2 separate regions of the Homo sapiens genome follow, and region 2 is linked to region 1. The links are chromatin contacts, found by Hi-C or POLR2A ChIA-PET in ENCODE. All regions are on one chromosome and are shown on one strand. The core of a region is the stretch at or near the end of the contact, and the rest is flanking DNA. Distances in the headings are between cores, read along the strand shown.

Region 1 (5,154 bases), core at 1,510-4,009:
TGATGAATTTTCTCAAAATGAACCCCTGGTGTGAATCTTCACCAGCTAAAAGCTCATATGCCATCTGTAACTGTTCCTTGCAAATGAAAACCCAGGGTTTACTATTCTTCAACCTTCTAACAGCATTTTCCTCTCAAATAGGAAGTCTGGGGCTTGCACCTTAAGAGTCATTCACGCTGGAAAAATACATTCTTTAGTCATTGCATTGGACCATTGGATTCAGACAGCATCTAGTTAGGTCTTCCCATGCTCTTTAAGGGAATTCTTAGTTGTTTTAAGATGAGAGATGAAGGCCCTGAGAAGTGAACTTTCCTAATTGACAAAGCTAGGAGGTAAAAACAGAACAAAATTTAGAAGTAAAAGCTATTTGTTACTCTTAGGAGTAACATTTCCCAGTACCTTTAGCTGGAAAAATGACTTTAAAAGAATTTCAATTTACTAAATTTATGATAAAAGTGGACATTAGAAAGATCAAATTATGACTTCTGTGTTTAATTAGCTTTCACATAAATTTCTCTTAGTATTATTAGAAGGTGTCACTTATTATTTGGAAATATATTTCTCACAGCCACAATTACTCTTCAAAAATGTAAGCTGGAAGGTCTTTTGTTGCATTAGATTTAGAGATATTGTTCACTGTAACAGAAAAATTGCATCCTCCTTCTAGTAGAAGCAGGGAAGAAAAACATGAGGTCTTCTGTTTTCCAAAAGAGACCGCGGTTGTTTATTTATTAGGAAAAAAACATAAACAGAAACTTGGATTTCTATTATATAGAAAAATAACTGATTTATCTGAGAGGGCAGCTTTATTATAAGTAGCTTTGTGTGGGATTAAATCAACAGTAACTATTGCAGTGACCCTTAAATCTTGAAACTCACACAATGAAAGAGAAATACAGCCCCCCTAGTAATAGAAGGAGTCATGGATTGTTGAAAGAAGTGAGCCAGGCGCGGTGGCTCACGCCTGTAATCCCAGCACTTCAGGAGGCTGAGGCGGGTGGATTATTTGAGGTCAGGGGTTCGAGACCAGCTTGCCCAACATAGTAAGACCCTGTCTGTACTAAAAATTCAAAAATTAGCCCGGTTCATTGGCACGCATCTGTAATCCCAGCTACTCGGGAGGCTGAGGCAGGGGAATTGCCTGAACTTGGGAGGTGGAGGTTGCAGTGAGCCGAGATCGTGCCACTGTACTCTAGTCTGGGTGACGGAGCAAACAGAGCCAGACTCTGTATAAAAAAAAAAAAGAAAAATGTGGAAGGCTCAGGAGATGATGTAAATCTTAATTCTCAAAATAAATAGTTGTAATAATAAGACTTTCATTAACTTGAGCTCTCAGTTTCCTTGTCCCCCTACACTGCTTTTAGGTGAAGGAAATAAATAAGGTGCTGTTGGGGATTTTGAAAGCCTCAGGGAATGAGCCACCGTCAGCAGGAACTTTATGCCCTTTCCTGCTGACACACGGCATCCCAGCCACGCTGGGGATCATGGAAACCATATTCCAGGTATCCTGCACGTCAGCCAGCTTTCTGACCTGTAAGCAATGGAAACCTCCTTTGGCAGTTTGAGGCACCAGTGAGTGGCTCTCAGAACCACCAAGGGAGTAGGACCAGCGTTGGGAACCTGCCTATGGGAACCGCTTGTGCAGCAGCTTGTTCTTGTGAGGACACCACACCTTGAAGTCTGCACTGCTGACCTTGTTCCTGGACACGAGACTTCCCCACCAGCATGGCATTCCCCAAACCTGGATCGTGTCTGGACACCTTCACTGCCGACAGCAAGAGCCCGATTGGTTTGTGCTGTAAATGGATGTGACTGGTTGATCGTCTCCCCACACCCTAGCTTCCAGGAAGGCTGGGAAGGGACTTCTGGTATTTTTACTTCCTACAGAGCCACAAGGGCTCTGTATTCAAACAGGACTCAAAAAGTGGAGGAGTTCTCCCGATACAGGAGGACGGTTGAGATGTATGGTGACCAAAGTGTGGCAGCGGTGGCTGCTCCCACCCCTCCCTTTCGCCATCCAGCATCACTGTGTTCTCGTCCTGCCCTTACGCATCTCCATAGCCCCAGGAAGCCACCGTGATGCAGCTGCTGCTTTTACGTCTACTCAGGCACTTGCCCTTCATGCAAAGGGGAGACAAGCCGAAGCCTCTGGAATTACCATGACCGTCATCAAACCCACGACTTCCTAGGCGATGCCTCCTCTTTCTCTGGTTCCATCACTGATATTCTGTGATCTACAGATGGAATTGTAAAATTTACAATTGAGGGATGAAGAGAGAGAAAAGAAGAGGAACATTCGAATTCTACCAGTGTTTTTGGATGTCTCACGTGCCCTAGGCACTGATGGACACTGCACTGAACAGATAATCATGTTGGATCTGCAAGGTGCTAAGTGAGTCTTTCCATCTGTCTCCAGGAATGTTGGAGTCACCGCTGGAAGAGTCTTAGGGACCCAGGAGATCATGATGAGGGTCTGAGGGGTGTAACTGCACAGCTTCAAGTGTTCGCCTGGCTTTCAGCAAGGGATTCTCTATCGCAGTCACAGAACATGCCTGGCTTTTAGTCTATGTCTTGAACCAAAAAGCAAGAATCTGAGTTCATCATTCACTCAGTAAGTTCAACAAAAACAGCCGTGCCGTGTCACGTCTGGGTGCTTTCATCTGCTCTGTGGCTTGGCAGCCCCTAAACTAAAGCCTTCCCACGCCCTCTCTCTAAAGTGTCAGAGCATGGCGTCCAGGCTGCCAGCCTCATGGTGCTTTCCGCACAGCTACTCAGCTCTGCTGTGCCACTCAAAGCAGAAACAGGCAATATGTAAATGAGCAGGCATTGCCGTGCTTCAGTCAAACTTTACGAAAGCCAGTGTTTGGCTGGTCCTGATGACCAGCTTGCTGGTAGACGGCCTGAGCTGAGTTCACACTGTCTGTGGCCCCCACCCCACCAGTAATCCATTCCAGAACCCCCATTTCCTGACAGTTTGTCACCTGCATCAATGCCTGATGACAACATACAGATCCATCCATTTGATGCCAACCATAGAAACAAGCTCAATGTGATTTTTGCAAATTTATTTTTTAAATATTTTGGAATTCCATTTTTTATTGAGATGTAGAAGTCACAAGAGACTCTTGTTCCAACCATAACCGTCGGAACAATCTGGTTAATACACAGACTCATCGTTTCTAAGATCCATCAGAGAGCTGAAGACTCAAATGTAGATGAATTACATTTCTTCCTAGGAGAAAAGAGACCTGTATGTGGTTTTTCCCATGGCAGAGGAGCCAGGAGAAAGAATTTACCATAAAAAATGATAAAGCAAAAAGTTTCTGAACTTTTTAAAAAACATAAATGGCAGTATGTTATTTGCAAGGTAGATGAGAATCCCAGGGGAGTCCTAAAAGTGGATGCATTTTCTCTGAGGCACTCTGAACCTTTAGTGTGCAAAAGGCAGGGGCTCCTGAGGGCTGGGAGGTGAGCAGGAAAGCCGCTGGCTCCCGCTCGAGGGTGGCCTGGATCACCCAGCAGAGCCCTGGCTACCCTCCAGGGCAGCCCAAATCACCGTGGGAACTCCACTCACACTTCAACAATGGAGGTGGGATGAGGGCATAGCACATCCCTCTGCAGCGCCCTTGCCCTTCACCATGTGTAACGTATTTGCCTTCCAAAGGCTGGGAGTGTGGCAGTGGAATAGAGGAAGCTGGGGGTGAGACTGAAGAGAGAATCACCCAGTTACCTAAAGTGGGTGGAAGGTCTCCTACTGTTTGGAAAGCAGATCTCTCGCCGTGAAGCATAGAAGACATCCAGTGTCAGTGTTCAGGCCCAGCATCCGGATCCTGCCCATAGGCTTGTAAATTCTTTTCTGGGGGTAAATGTTATTTAATCTTTACTGTTCTTTTAAATACAATCTTCGTTTTTCATAAAACATTGTGTTATATAATCAAAATTTAAAAGACCTGCAAAGAAGCAAGAGAAATGGACTCATGTTCATGAGAGGAGATGGCCCTAGAAAGAGTCAGTAGAAGAGACATGCTGCAATTATCAGAGACTTCGAAATAGCTGTGATAGGTGAGGCCAGAAATTCGTTGAAAAGGTGTACAACATCTATGAAGAGGTGGGGGGTATTGCAGAAAGATAAAAACTATGAGAAAAAACAAAATGGAAATGCTGGAAATGAAAACTAGTATTAGAAATAAAATTCCCATGGTTTAATAGGAGACTAGATACAGCAGAGGAAAGACTCATTGAATGAACTTGAAGTCTGACCAATAGAAATGACCTAAGCATAAAACAAGGAGAAAAGGCATGAAAATACAGTGGAACAGAGTGTCTGAGGCCCGTGGGTCTAACATACCTGTAGTGATCGGAGCCCCAGAAGGAGCGGTGAGAGAAAATGGGGCAAGAGAACAATTTGAAGACCTATGGCCAGGAGTGAAGGGAAGAATCAACACAAAGATTCAAGAAGCTCAGTCAACTCCAGGCAGAGTAAATGAGAAGAATCACACCCAGATGCTTTGTTGTCCAAACACCGAAAGTCAGTGGCAGAGTCAATCTTAAAGTCCCTGCAGAAATAAAACTAAGTAGGGGGAAGTAATAAAAACAACACTGAGTTCTCATCAGAAGTGCTGGAAGCCAGAATACAGTGGAGTGGTGCATGCAGGCTGCTGAAAGAGCTGTTTCTTCTGCAGGAGATCCTTCAGAATGGAAGAGAAAAGCAGATACTTAGCCAACCTAGAGAATCGTTCAGCAAATACGTGTCACAAGAAATAGTAAGAATGTCTCAAGGATGAAAATAAATGATAGCAAAATGAAGCCCAAATTTTTAAGAAGAAATGAAGAATACTGAAAAGAGTAAATACAAGAAAACGTTTTAGAATCTGTCAATATGTAGACATGTAAATATTTTTAGTTTGTTTTAAAAGTATTAACTGTTTAAAAATATGAACAGCTGAGGTGTTCGTAGCATGTGTAGGAATAACAGATGAGACAACAGGAAGTTGGGCCCCGGAAATGCACTGCTGCAAGAATCTTCATTTTCATAGCACATAACACTGTGTGAAGATAGAATGCAATAAATCATTCAAAAAATACACAGAGGGTAAAGTGAAATACCACAAATATTCTATTCATGAGAAAAGGAGGCAGGAAGGGAGGAACAAA
Region 2 (4,737 bases), core at 131-2,630, 300 kb before region 1:
GTGTGTGCACACCTGGGGTTGTGTGCTCATATTGGCAGACTCGTGAGCACATAGTGTGTGCACCCCGGGGGTGGTGTGTGCTCATATTGGCACAGACTCGTGAGCATGTACAGAGCATGTGTGCACACCTTGGGGGTGTGTGTGGGTGTTGGCAGGGACAGATGTGTACAGAGCGTGTGCACACCTGGGGGTGTGTGCTCATATTGGCACAGATGAGCATGTACAGAAGGTGTGTGCACACCTGGGGGTGTGTGCTTATGTTGTTTGGTAAGTGGCGAATACGTGGCCCGTTGCGTCGGGCGGCCCTGTGCCTGTGTTGAGTCCGTCAGTGGCCCCTTGGGTCGGGGTCTCCCTCTCTGAAGACTGCACTCAAGTGTCTTGAGGTTTCAGATTCTTCCTCTCCAGGTACTTGGGCCTCCTCAGGACCAAACGTCAGAACCAGCCAACTGAAAACTACAAGAACGTTCAAATGCATCTTCAGTGGGAAAAACAAAAACAACTGGAATAATCTTCCCACATGACCCCGTGGTTAAGCCGTTAGATACTCCAGCCGACAGATTTAGTTACTATAAAATTCACACCAATTAAAATGGTTTTGAGAGTTGCAGAGCTTTACCACTAAACGTTGAAATAATTGAAGCGTTCTGCTCCACTTGCTTACAAAGCAGGGTTGGGGATAACTTTCAGTCCAAAGTAGCAACCTTCTAAATCCAGCTTAGATGCGAGGCTCCCACTGACACAGGAGGAGACAGTGGCCCTTGTTTATTCTCCCGTGTTCAGATACTTTGTCATTTTTTTGTATCCTGATCATCACTTCTGCTTTTCCAATTCAAACTAAAGGTAGTTTAGTTCTGTTTTGGAGAAGCTGTGGTTAGTGGTTTCTTTTCATGGTTTGCTTAATTTCTTGTCTGGTGCTTAAATTTACCCAAATGGACTTTTCTTTAGTACGACGGTGCCATAGCCCAGGGCTTCTCCCTCCGTATCTGCCCCTCAGGAGGCCCCCTAGGAATGGGTGCTGGAGATCCAGCCCCTCTCCGTGTGCCGTTTTCTTTGAGTCCAATGTAGGTTTGGCTCAGAGAAGAAAACAGGCCTGTGGTTTAGGTGCCTCTGACTGCTTGCTTGTGAAACGTTTAATGATAAGGCGCCTTCCAAACTAATTTTACACATTGATAGTTGTAGCTTGAAGTATCACTGCAGTTGTAAGAACAAGAAACACTCCCATAAAATAGATAGGCAGAAAAAAGCCATAAAAATTGAATAAAGCACAAATAAAATGGCCTTGTAAGACTATACAAGGGGAAATGCTCTCCGTCCAGCCAGATCGGCTGTGGCGTCCTCCGTAAATACATTCAGCCACATGTGACCCTGATCGCAATCACTACTGTGAATTGTGATCCAGAATGTTCTTGGGGGCCGACACCTGGGCTGTGCCAGCAGCTGCATCTGATTGGGTGTCTTGCCGGTGATGTGCTTAGTGCAGCCAGCTGGGCTGAAGGGGTGGCCACCCCGTGCACTTGCCACGTGCAGCTGTTATTCTAGTGATGGAGCCGTGAGTGGTGTAGCTTGTCCACCTGGTCTACTTAAAGTACAGGGAACCCATCCACGGGCGGGTGCCTCCCAACACGGGAGCTGCCATTTTTATCCAGGACTCTCTGGCGCTGCAGAGCCCAGCCTGCCGGTCCCTGGGCCCATGGGGAGGCACCAGAGGGCTCTGCTGGGCCATGGAGGTCCCCGACCAGGTGGTCACTCATTGCTTGTGGAGTGGTCCATGGCCCATGAGTTTATTCCTGGGGTCTGTGTGGGTGAGGGTAACCAGGTTCACAGCTGGGCACTTACCCCTTGCACAGGTGACACTAGTTAAAGTGGAATCTATATTAGCTCGCACGGGAGTGCGTGAGGAGCTGGGTGGGAGGGCGGGCGGGCGGGCTTGGTCCTGGCCCTGGCATAAAGCCTGTGCTCCCGATATTCTGCGTCTTCCTGTTGAGGAGCCGCCAGGGCTGCCGTGGGCTCTGAAGATGGTGGGTGCCATAAGGACCAGGGGATGCGGAAGCCTCTAGAGGCTGAGGGAGGCAAGGAGACGGTCGCTTCCCCGGAGCCAGCCCTGCTGACATCTCGACGTTAGCTGGTGGGACCTGTTTTGGATTCCAGTTTCCAGAAATGTGAGAAAATAAGTTCGTGTTGTTTGGGGCACTAAGTTTGGGGTGATTTAATAGAGAAGTAGTAAAACTAGCCCACGAAGGTGCACGTATTGAAATGTGACTTGTCCAGGTGTTCACAGTGGCGTTAGGGGGACGGCATCAGTGTTCTGGGAACTGCAGTTTTACTGAAGGAAGGGGGCTCACCGTGCCTTTCCTCACATAACTGAAGGTATGTCCGCCTGCCACACAGCTCAGGAGACAGCGACTAGAATTCTGATTTTATTTCTTATGGGAAGCAGGCCACAGTCAGAACACAGTGAGGGCTGAAATGAGCTTCCTGCAGCCTCAGCTGGAAAGAAGAATTGGAAGTATTTTTGATGTTTTTCTACACAGACCTGTCCTTTCAGGTTTTGTTAAGTTCTGGAAAAAGGGAGAAGCCAGGCATACCTTGGCGAGGGACAGTGTTTCTGGCGATCGTGCGGCTTCAGCCTGAACGTGGCCGTGTGGCTGAGCAGTGCGGGAGGGCTCTGGTCTGCACGTGTCTGTGTGGACCGAGGTCACGGGGTATTGTCCCAAGCACTTATCCTGATCTGGCAGAGGCTCTGTTCCCAAATAATTATTCCACGGTTTCAGAGGCTGTAGCTGAGTGATAGTCTTTTAACTTTGTTGCATAAAAGCAAACAAAGTCTGTCATGAGAGTCTAAAAATCATTATTTAGTAGTCATGACTAAATTCATACATGGAGCTTTGGGATGGAGTGAAAGCCACCGTCACCTGGCGTGGACGCTGTGTGGTATTTTTAGCATGGTGGGCGCCTGCTCGTGCCTTGAGCTCTGTCTGCAGTGCGAGCGACAGCTGTGCATTTGAGAAATGTGGGCAGGTCAGCTTGCTCCTCCAGGGGCCTGCGGGCGTCCGGCTCAGGGGCCTGGGACGAGGCCATGTCAGTGGGAAGGAGCTTGGTTGTGTTTCAGCAGATATGTCTGCCTCTCCAGGCCTGCAAGCCAGCCAGAACCCAGTTTTCCTTTGGTCATCTAATGCCAGAAAAAAACCTGTTTCTTAGAGATTCTTGTAATTTATATTAATGAACCATTTGACCATACATAAGAAAATATTATCAGAAAAATGCATGAGGCTTTACAACTTGGCAGATGTGTAACTCACATGATTGAATCAAACTGTTGAAGATACTTGTTTCACTTGAGGGTTTTTAGCATTTTATGTGCAGACCAAATGCCAATAGCATTCTGAAAGAGTATTTTGGAATTTTAAACACACAATCACAGAGTGGGACAGTACTGGGTCCTGGGATGCTGGTGAGGTGGACGTGACCTCAAGCTCTTGGAGCTCACAAGCAAGCAGGATTCCTAAATTGTCACACCTGCAGTGCAGGGAAGTCAAAGTGGATTTCTGTAAACGAGGTATTAGTGCAATAAGGAACAGATGAGTGCCCTTGGAGGGCAGTTTTTGAGCCTCCCAGACACCTGGGGCTGGGGGGGCGGTTACCCACCAGAGCCTGGATGGTGGAGCTGGGTTTGCTGGTTGCCCTGTGTGGCAGGTCATTACGTGCAACAAGGAGCAGGTGAGCGCCCTTGAGGGTGGTTTCTCAGCCTCCTTCGGAACCGCAAGTGGAAGACGCCCCAAGCAGGGGTGGGGGTGGGGGGGTGGTATCCACAGGAGCCTGGACAGTGGGGCTGGGTTTGCTGGTGGCCGCTACGTGGCAGGTCACTGCGTGGAGCAATGGGAGGTGGGTGGAGTGGGAATAGAGGACACACCCTCCACAGCTACTGTTGGGAGTTGGCCCTGGTGGCAGAGGGTGCATAGAAGGATTCCCATCAAGGGCAACACGGCTAGGGTCCCACGTGTGCTGGATGCCGTGATATGGCCATGTGTGGTCTCAGTCTCCACAGCCACCCTGGGAAGTGGGTTCAGTTACCATTCCCATCTCACATTTGAGAAATCTCAGGGGCTCACATCACAGCTGAGTGGGGTGGAACTAGTGTCTCAGCCAGGACGTTGGCCCTAGAGCCCAGCTCTTACCCCGCTGCTATTTGCAGTCCCCCAAGTTTGTAGAGAGGCATGTGCGGTAGTGGGGGGCGGAGGTCGTGTATTTCAGGGGGCGGCTGAGATACCAACACAGTAGGGGCGGGGGGCAGGAAATAAGTCAGGCGGGAGGCACAGAGGCAGTGCCTGGGAGGTCTGCATGGGGTCTGGGTGTGGGGGCACCTCTGGGCCTGTGAACCCCGTTGTGTGCTCCTGGCTTGCCTAACCTTGGCCCTTAGCCATGTGCTACGCATTTTATGTGAAATCTCAGTCCCTCCCTGGCTTTCTTTCCTTAAATCACGGAGTCTCAGTGGGGATGGGGGGTGGTTGGTGGTCCATGGAATTTGCCCTCCACCTCCCCATCCTTGTCCTGTCTGGCCTGTTATCTGAATCTGTCTTTTCAGAGCCTGCAAATGAGTAGAGGCCACGGCGGCCTCTCGCTGATGGGCGTGGCTCTCAAATATTTTCATCAGAATTGTGTTAAATGCTGATTCCTAGGCACCCCATTAGACTCTCTATGCTTGCCTGGCCTGGGTACTTTGAGGAAGGTACACAGGGT

What was found. A loop is a pair of places that touch in the nucleus more often than their neighbours do. ChIA-PET counts read pairs that join two places held with the same protein, here RNA polymerase II (POLR2A). Pooled maps may share reads with other maps.
Region 2: a loop to region 1 is called in a pooled map, with 2.5 times the contacts of the local background. The contact joins two enhancer-like sites. A Hi-C loop is called at or near these places in 1 of 50 pooled maps. POLR2A ChIA-PET finds 5 or more read pairs at or near these places in 2 of 52 experiments (PC-9 and Panc1).

Annotation. Positions count from the first base shown.
Region 1 is chr10:315,001-320,154 of GRCh38, reverse strand. The region is part of intron 31 of DIP2C (disco interacting protein 2 homolog C); the gene reads left to right. Among named protein-coding and RNA genes, the nearest start is that of ZMYND11, 180 kb to the right of the region's middle. RefSeq lists an enhancer at 5,109-5,154. Within about 2 kb of position 2,759, at least 4 of the 41 ENCODE cell types and tissues checked have a DNase peak (open chromatin) inside an H3K27ac peak, as active enhancers do.
Region 2 is chr10:616,719-621,455 of GRCh38, reverse strand. The region is part of intron 1 of DIP2C (disco interacting protein 2 homolog C); the gene reads left to right. Among named protein-coding and RNA genes, the nearest start is that of DIP2C-AS2, 9.5 kb to the left of the region's middle. RefSeq lists an enhancer at 1,088-1,587. Within about 2 kb of position 1,380, at least 3 of the 41 ENCODE cell types and tissues checked have a DNase peak (open chromatin) inside an H3K27ac peak, as active enhancers do.